Regions from separate parts of the Homo sapiens genome. Here region 2 is linked to region 1. Evidence: chromatin contacts called from ENCODE Hi-C or POLR2A ChIA-PET data. All regions are on one chromosome and are shown on one strand. The core of a region is the stretch at or near the end of the contact, and the rest is flanking DNA. Distances in the headings are between cores, read along the strand shown. Region 1 holds the start of MIER3 (MIER family member 3). Region 2 overlaps C5orf67 (chromosome 5 putative open reading frame 67).

Region 1 (3,843 bases), core at 755-3,254:
GAAGTTCTGTCTTTTTTATTAAGGTAGCTTTACCTCTCAACTTCCAATTTTAACACAACTCATAGACATTTAATTATGAAAAAGAAACAACGTAAGAGGAGATGAGGGGTTACAGTTAGTGAAGTAGTCCCAGAGTTCTGACAAATTACTCAATCTCTAGAAGAAACCGAAGTTAAAATCTAAATTGCTAAAGTTGGTGTCAAGTTAATTTGGGATTAACTGTTTCAGGCTCGGAGGAAAAATAAGATATGTAATAATTAAAGCCATATTCCTTAAAAGAACGCTTGTCTTAGCAACTTTGTAACAGTTACTTTTTCAACATGCAAGAGAAAACAAAGAACAGTATAACTGTTTCTTCCCCAAACTTTACTAAATGCACACTGAAACTCTTAAAAATCAATGAAGAAAAACCTGCAGGATACATTTCTATTGGGAATCCTTTAGCAACAGACCTTTGAGCCCACATTACCCACTGGGAACCACCGAAGACGTAAGAAAATAGGACAAACCTGGGCTCGAACTTCCAAAAGAAGCCTAGGAGAGAGAGAAGAAAACGTGAGGTTAGATCGCACAGCCAGGGAAAGAGGCAGCGCCGGCAACAGGGCGCAGAGGAGGCGGAGTCGAGCGCTCCTCCGCAGCTGCCAAAAGTGCAAGACGTAGCTTCACTCGAATCGCTCCCGGCCCCTTTCGGGCCCCCTCTTGGCTGCCTCGCCTTCCTCCCCGAGTCCCAAGTGTACAAACTCACAGACCCGGGACGAAGCCCGGAGTCTGAGAGGCAACTCCAAGTCGCTTCTTGGAGCTCAGCAAGTTTCCAAGCAGAGAAGCAAAACCCAGAGCAGTCGGCTGGCACCATCAGTCCCCCATCCCTGGCATCTCCGGAGTCCTCCAAATCCCACCCGGCTCTCCGAAGCCCCAAACAACTCGAAACGTAACACCCTTTTCTGGAACGAACTCGCGTTCTGAGCACCTAGTTCGCCCCTGGGGCCCGGGAGCCCCAACTCCGAAGCCGATCTCTTCCCCTGCAGCGTAGGCCAGCTCGAATCGGACACTCGCCCCCAAACCAAAGCGCGAGCCCCCCATCCTCTCTCTCGAGTCCAGAGATGCAGCTCCTCTCAGTTCCAGGGATGCTGGCTCCTTCCAGAGTGTTCAGTCCCTCCCTGGACCGTCAGCGCGCCCCCCGCCCCAGCGAGCTCCAGCCCAGGGGCTCCTGCCACACCGCCCCCTCCCCCCAGCTCACCAGTCCCGGGGGACATGGCCGGGGCAGCTTCGCTCGCCCAGCCTTCCTTCCTCCAGCCCAGAGAAAACTGGAGCTATCAAGCCGCTCTCCTGGAGAGGGCGTCGAGGGTCTCGGTCTGCCCTTTAACCCCAGGGGCTCCCGCACCTCCCGGGCTGCGGGGTGGGGAGTCCCGCTCTTCTGAGAAGCCCGGTGGCCCCGCATCCCGCTCTTCTCCGCGCCCCCAGCAAAGTGAAGCGTGCGGCTCCTTCGCGCCGCAGCCCGGGCCCGGTGGGCCGGGGGCACAGCGCACGACTCCCGCAGGGCAGTGGCGCAGCCCGCTCCCCTCTTTGCGATCCGGCCGCGGAGGGGGGGCTCCGCCGGTTTCCACCCACCCGGGCCCGGGGAAGAGGCGCGGAGGCGCCGGCGGCCCGCGTCAGCGACCGGGGACACGGCACTGCCTCGTCCCTGGGGCAGGGCTCACTGCAGCCGGCCGCCACCTCCGTCCGGCTCGGTCGCCCGGCCCGACCGGGGCCGGAGCCGCCGCGGCCTAGTCCCGGAGGGAGACCGCTCCCGCGCCCGCTCCCGCCCCCCGGCCAGCCCCGCCACGGCCAGTCGCCGCCCCGCGACCCCCGCGTCGCCACGCCGCCCCTCATGGGGCAGCGGAAAGAGCCCCGGATCCCCCAGGCTGGCTCGGGGGTCGCGGGGAGCCGCCGGGCGCCCGCTCCAGCCCGGCTGCTCCTGCCCGGTTTCCCTGCTCACCTCCGCCATATTGGTACCTTTAGGGCGAACGAGCAGCGCCGAGCCCAGTCCCCGGATGGGGCGCCTGAGCCAATCGCAGCCGCCGCCGCCACCGCCGCGGTCCGCCCGGCACCCGCCCGGCGGCGGAGGCGGCACGGCCCCTTATAGGGCAGGGCGGCCCGCGACGCCCCCGGCCCGCTCGCAAGCCGACGCCGCCCGGCGCCCCTCGCCGCCCCCGCGCCGGCCCCAGCCGGCCAGACCCGCACCCGCGCGCACCGTCCTTCTCCTCCTGGCTGGTGTAAAGTTCCTGCCGAATTGGAGGCAAGTGGGGGACGGACGGACGCGCGGGCGCGGGACAGACCCACGTCCAGCCAGTGGAGGCCCAAGAGCCGGCGGGCGCGTCTGGGAACCGACCCACAGACACCGCGGCGCGGGAGGGCGTGCGGGAGGCGGGCAGGAGACTTGGACTGGCAGGCGATGTGCAGGGGAACTCGACAGACTCAACTTCCCTAAGAGGAGGAGGCGATCTATGAAATAGACAGATGTGGGAGGAAGCCCTGGGAAATGGGAGAAGAGGCTGGTGGATGGCAGAGTCAGTCCAGAATGAGAGGACTACAGTCAGGCACTTTGCCGTTTCCACGAAGGGACCTGCAGGAATGGGAGATGGAGACCGGTGTACACTGCTCACGGAGTGGACAATGGAAGTAGACATTTGCCAAACAGGTTATTGACAGCACAGAAGAAAAGACAAAAGATCGACAGGGCAGAGAAATGATGCTGAATATACTTGTACAGTTCAAGAAGATGCCCAAAAAATATAAACTGTGCTGTTATCCAAAAAAAAAAAAAAAAAAATTAGACCAGTTCTAGGAATTGTTCATCACCAACGTGTCTTAGGGGATGACCCAGAGATACTTGATACATCTGTTGAAGGACAGGAACAGCATATCAAAGGCCCTGAACTGAGTCTCAAAAATTCTACCCCTCACTTCCCTCACTTCTCCAAAAAGGCCAAACGTTTGGGTAGGATCATAAAAGGAAACTAGTCCCCTGTGCAAGTGGATGGGTGAAAGACGGAGCATAAGGCTTAACAGGAATACCTGCTCGTACATGTTCCTTATGACCATTTGCTCTTCATTGGAGGAGATTACTCTCCGGAAGGTCCACATCCACACTGAAAGACTTTGAGCCAAGTACACAAAAATATACACTAACGACTGATTGGAGAGTTAGGTCCTGCAAGAAGTTAAAGTAAGGTATGGAGTTGCCCTAGCAAATTTGGAGGACACATTGTCCTAAAGTGGGAGGCCAATTCTATCTGTGGAAAAGAAAGTCGGCTGTAAGGTACATGAATAAGTGAGATGCAAATACCATCAGGAATTATAGCAGGACCCTACAGGAATTTGGAGAGAGTGATCTCAGACACCAGAGCTCTTCTCCCAGCTTTTTTCTAAAACATACGTAATATTAAATGATAAAGACAAGTTTTTAGAAGCTAAAACTTTCCATACGTCATACTTTTAATCCAAACATGAAAGGTCTTGATTTTAACCTGGGGTCCCTCCAATTCCCTTATTGCTGGAGTGCATACTGAGGATGAGGCTGGAGACTGGAGGTAGGGAGAGGGTTATTTTCAAATTTTTTGCCAAGGCATCTCAAAATCAAGCTTATGCCACGGGTAAAAGTTATTTACTTATGGAAATTTTAGGGAAAAATCACTCCAACTATTTCTAAACATCATAAAGACATGGAAAATTACACTTTCCCTGCTGTGAAAGATATCTTTCGACCTTTTGTCCAGTCAAATAACTCAAAAACAGCTAAACTTTGAAACCAGACCTTGGCACACATTGTATGTACTGTCCTCAATGAGGCGTTCAGAGTTTTCA
Region 2 (3,624 bases), core at 255-2,754, 360 kb before region 1:
CAACAGGAAGAAAGAGCCAGGTGAAGACTGGCTAGGCAGTGAAGACTCAACAGGAAGAAACCGCATTTCCTGCACTTTGATAGGAAATGTTGGTAATCCTACATTTGGTAGAGTAAGACAAAAATAAACACATAAATGTATATTTCAGGTTATGATAGGGGATATGAAGAAAAAGCAAGCAGGGAGGTAGGAAGTGATGGGGATTGAGGGTGATGTTTTAGATGGGTGGTCAGGGAGGCCCTTGCTCAGAAGGGGAAGGCTGAGTGGAAAGCTGAAGGAAGCGAGCATGAGCCATAAGGACATCAGAGTGGACACCCAGGGAGAGGAAAAAGCACGTGCAAATGTCCTGTTTGGGAGCATGCTTCTTACTTTGAAGAAGCAGCAAAGAGGCCAGGAGTAGAAAGAGTAAAGGGAAGCGGTGGGAAATGAGGTAATAGAAGCGGGGCCCAGAATGAGAAAGGCAGACTCTGGCAAGCTCTGAACAGAGGAGAGGCACCATCTGATGACTACTGGCATAGCAGGATGCCTGCTGAGTAGGAAGAGTTTGAGCAGTCAGGGACAGAAGCAGGGAGCCTAGTTTGGAGGCAGCTGCAGTAATCCAGGTAAGAGGTGATGGAGCTGGGATAAGGTAGCAGTGAGAGAGGTGGGAGTGGAGAGTTTCTGGATATACTGAGAAGAGAGAGCTTCAGGAAGTGCTGATGGACTGGGCTTGCGGGATGGCCTTGGTCCTGAAACTCCTGGCAAGGGAATAGGCCCAGCTGTCAGCTTAGAGAGTGCAAATGCATCAGAAATCAAGGCCTCTTGAATTCTGGCTCTTACGCAAGAGGCAAAGACCCCATTTATTTAGCACCTACTATGTGTCAGGTGCTGCCTTAGGTATTTTCACAGAAACTTCTTCCTCACAAATCTTTGAGATGGGTTTGACTACTTCCACTTCATGGGTAAGGAAACCAGAATCTCAAAGAAGTTCAATCAGTCAGGGACGGAGATCTGAACCTGTGTCTACCAGTCCCCAGGGCTGTTAATCAGAGACCTTTACAGAGGGAGAGCCTAGCAGAGTGGCTTGGGGGTCGGGGGTCGCTGCAAGCTCAGCAAAGGGAGGCACCAGAATAAGGGAACCCTCACACCCTCCCAGGCAGCCACAGCTTCGCACCAGAGCTCCAGGGTGGAGCTGCAAGTCACGGGTCTGACCTAGCACCAAGCTTCCTCAATAGGATCCAGGATGTAGCTGCTGGGGCTGCAGCCACCGGAAGCAGGAAAACCAACTAGGGACAGGCAGGAGATCCAGTTGACCCATCCAAGCCCCAGGCCCGGCTTTCCTGCGTGAGAGGGAGGGTGCCACCAGGTGCTGCCCACAGCCCCTGTAGTCAACGCCCTTCAAATTTAGTTTCCACATTTCAGCCTCCACACACCAAAACTTTCAGCTAGCCATCCTGGGAGGAGCCCCTAGGTCGCTGCCTCTGGGCTGGCTGGGGCCGATTGGAGGAAATGGGCCTGCACTCAACACTTGTGCACCTGCACTGGGCGTTGTGTATTTCTCCTCTGGTTGCCAGAGCAACAGAAACAACAGTGGCTGCTGAAACCCCCTTAACACCACAGCCCAGGCTGACCCTGACCAATGGCAGCCAGACCTTGCATCTTGGCCTCTTCCCTTTCCTCTCACCCCCCTGAAAGTATCTCCTCTGAAACCAAAAACTTAACCGGCCTCTTTCACTGAGCTGAAATGGTTCTCAGAGCTTGCCCAACTCTGAGCTCTTCCTGACACGCCTGGGTTTCTGACTGTCAGCACCCCAGGGAGAGGGTGGGACGCCCAGATCCAGGCATGGAGCAGAATGTCGCCTAGGGAGAGCGCCGGGAGCCTCCTCCTCAGAACCACTGCGGAAGCTACTTTACTGCAAACAACCTAAGTAAAGTGGGCAGCTTCCCAAGGTGTGGCCCCAGCTGCTGACCCCAGAGTTTGTACTCAAACACCCGTGGGCCTGGCTACTGCCCTTATTGACAAATCCAATCTCATCAGATGCTCTGGGGCTGTAGGTCTTCATTCCATGTCAGGAATGCCCCGCTTTGAGAGGACTTGTGATTGTGGTAATTTATGACACCAGCTGCTGTGAAAATGACTGGGGAATGGGCAAATTGCCCTGCCTGTAAACTCACAAATGGACATCCAGGACCAGAGATGCCCTCGCTCGGAAGCAAGCACCCATATCGCCCTGCCTCAAACTGTGGGGTGCTGGGCTAGCTCACGTTTCATCTCTCAGGTTGCTGTTCAAGTTGCAACCAGAGAATTCCATGTGCTCAGCTGGGAAACAGGACACCAGGGTCCTTCCCTCCATTCTGTGAGTATCCACCACAGGAGGGTGAGGGAAGAGGGCACCTCTATGCTGTTTTTTTAGTTATTTCCACAACCCCACAAGTTAAATATAGCATTTTCCACATGTGTACAACTGAGAAAATCAAAGTTCAGTGAGGTTAAGTGACTTGTCTGAGATTGCACAGTGAGCAAGTAGCAGGACCAGGATTTGAATCCAGATTTCCTATCTCACATTATACTGTAGAGGCATATTTAAAGTCTTTAATAAAGGGCTCAGTTCCTTGATTATCCCACACAATAAACAAAATCATAGGTACTCTATTAGTTTGCCAGGGCTGCCATAACACAGTATCACAGTCTGGGAGGCTAGCAACAGGAGTTTATTGTCTCACGATTCTGGAGGCTAGAAGGCCAAGATCAAGGAGTGGGCTACTTCTGAGGCCTCTCTCCTTGGCTTGTAGGTGGCCATCGCCTCCTCCCTGGGTCTCCACATGCTCTTCCCTCTGTACATGTCTATGTCCTACTCTCTTCTTATGAAGACACCAGTCACGTTGGTAATCCTAGCGGGATAATTCCAGTGACCCCATTTAACAATAATTACCTCTTTAAAGACTCTCTTCAAATGCAGTCACATTCTGCGGTATCAGAGATTAGGATACATGAATTTGGAGGGGGAAGATACAATTCACTCCATAACAGGTACCAAGCCCTGTCTTTTCAATGCTTGTTTTAGCTCCTCAATAATAAAATATAACAACAATATTCTAAATATAAATAAATATGGTAGGCATTCAAATGATCATGAAAAAAGAAGGCTTTTACTAAAAGTTAATTGTCTTTCTTTTTTTTTTTTTTTTTTTGAGACACTGTCTTGCTCTGTTGCCCAGGCTGAAGCGCAGTGGTGTGAAGCTCAGTGGTGTGATCTCAGCTCACTGCAACCTCTGCCTCCCAGGCTCCAGGAATCCTCCCACTTCAGCCTCCTGAGTAGCTGGGACTGTAAGTGCATACTACCATGCTCAATTAATTTTGCTAATTTTTGTATTTGTTGTAGAGATGGGGTTTCATCATGTTGCCCAGGCTGGTCTCGAACTCCTGGGCTCAAGCAATCCTCCTGCTTCAGCCTCCCAAATTGCTGAGACTACAGGCTTGAGCCACTGTACCTGGCCAAGAAATTGATTTTCAGCTGCCATTCTGTTAGCAATTTTTTTCCGAAAGCATTTCCTATGTACAAAACACTTTGATCATTACAATGCCATATGGTACATAGCGCCTCTACTCATTAAACTTTCACTAGAGCTGAGAAGATAAGAAGA

The links. Hi-C counts contacts between places; a loop is a spot of excess contacts on that map. ChIA-PET counts read pairs that join two places held with the same protein, here RNA polymerase II (POLR2A). Pooled maps may share reads with other maps.
Region 2: a loop to region 1 is called in a map with no recorded cell type, with 13 times the contacts of the local background. The contact joins the enhancer-like site here to the promoter of MIER3 in region 1. A Hi-C loop is called at or near these places in 2 of 37 single-sample maps with no recorded cell type and 2 of 50 pooled maps. POLR2A ChIA-PET finds 5 or more read pairs at or near these places in 1 of 52 experiments (CD4-positive, alpha-beta T cell).

What each region holds. Positions count from the first base shown.
Region 1 is chr5:56,950,119-56,953,961 of GRCh38, forward strand. It overlaps MIER3 (MIER family member 3), which reads right to left and starts at 2,005. Exons shown (of 13, transcript NM_001297599.2): 1 at 1,976-2,005; 2 at 510-534. The coding sequence starts at 1,984. RefSeq lists an enhancer at 837-926 and silencers at 1,497-1,666, 1,727-1,836, 1,867-2,286.
Region 2 is chr5:56,587,552-56,591,175 of GRCh38, forward strand. All of the region lies in intron 1 of C5orf67 (chromosome 5 putative open reading frame 67), which reads right to left. Among named protein-coding and RNA genes, the nearest start is that of C5orf67, 17 kb to the right of the region's middle. RefSeq lists enhancers at 1,249-1,328, 1,459-1,718. Within about 2 kb of position 1,505, at least 18 of the 41 ENCODE cell types and tissues checked have a DNase peak (open chromatin) inside an H3K27ac peak, as active enhancers do; they include CD4-positive, alpha-beta T cell, where a contact is called at or near this core.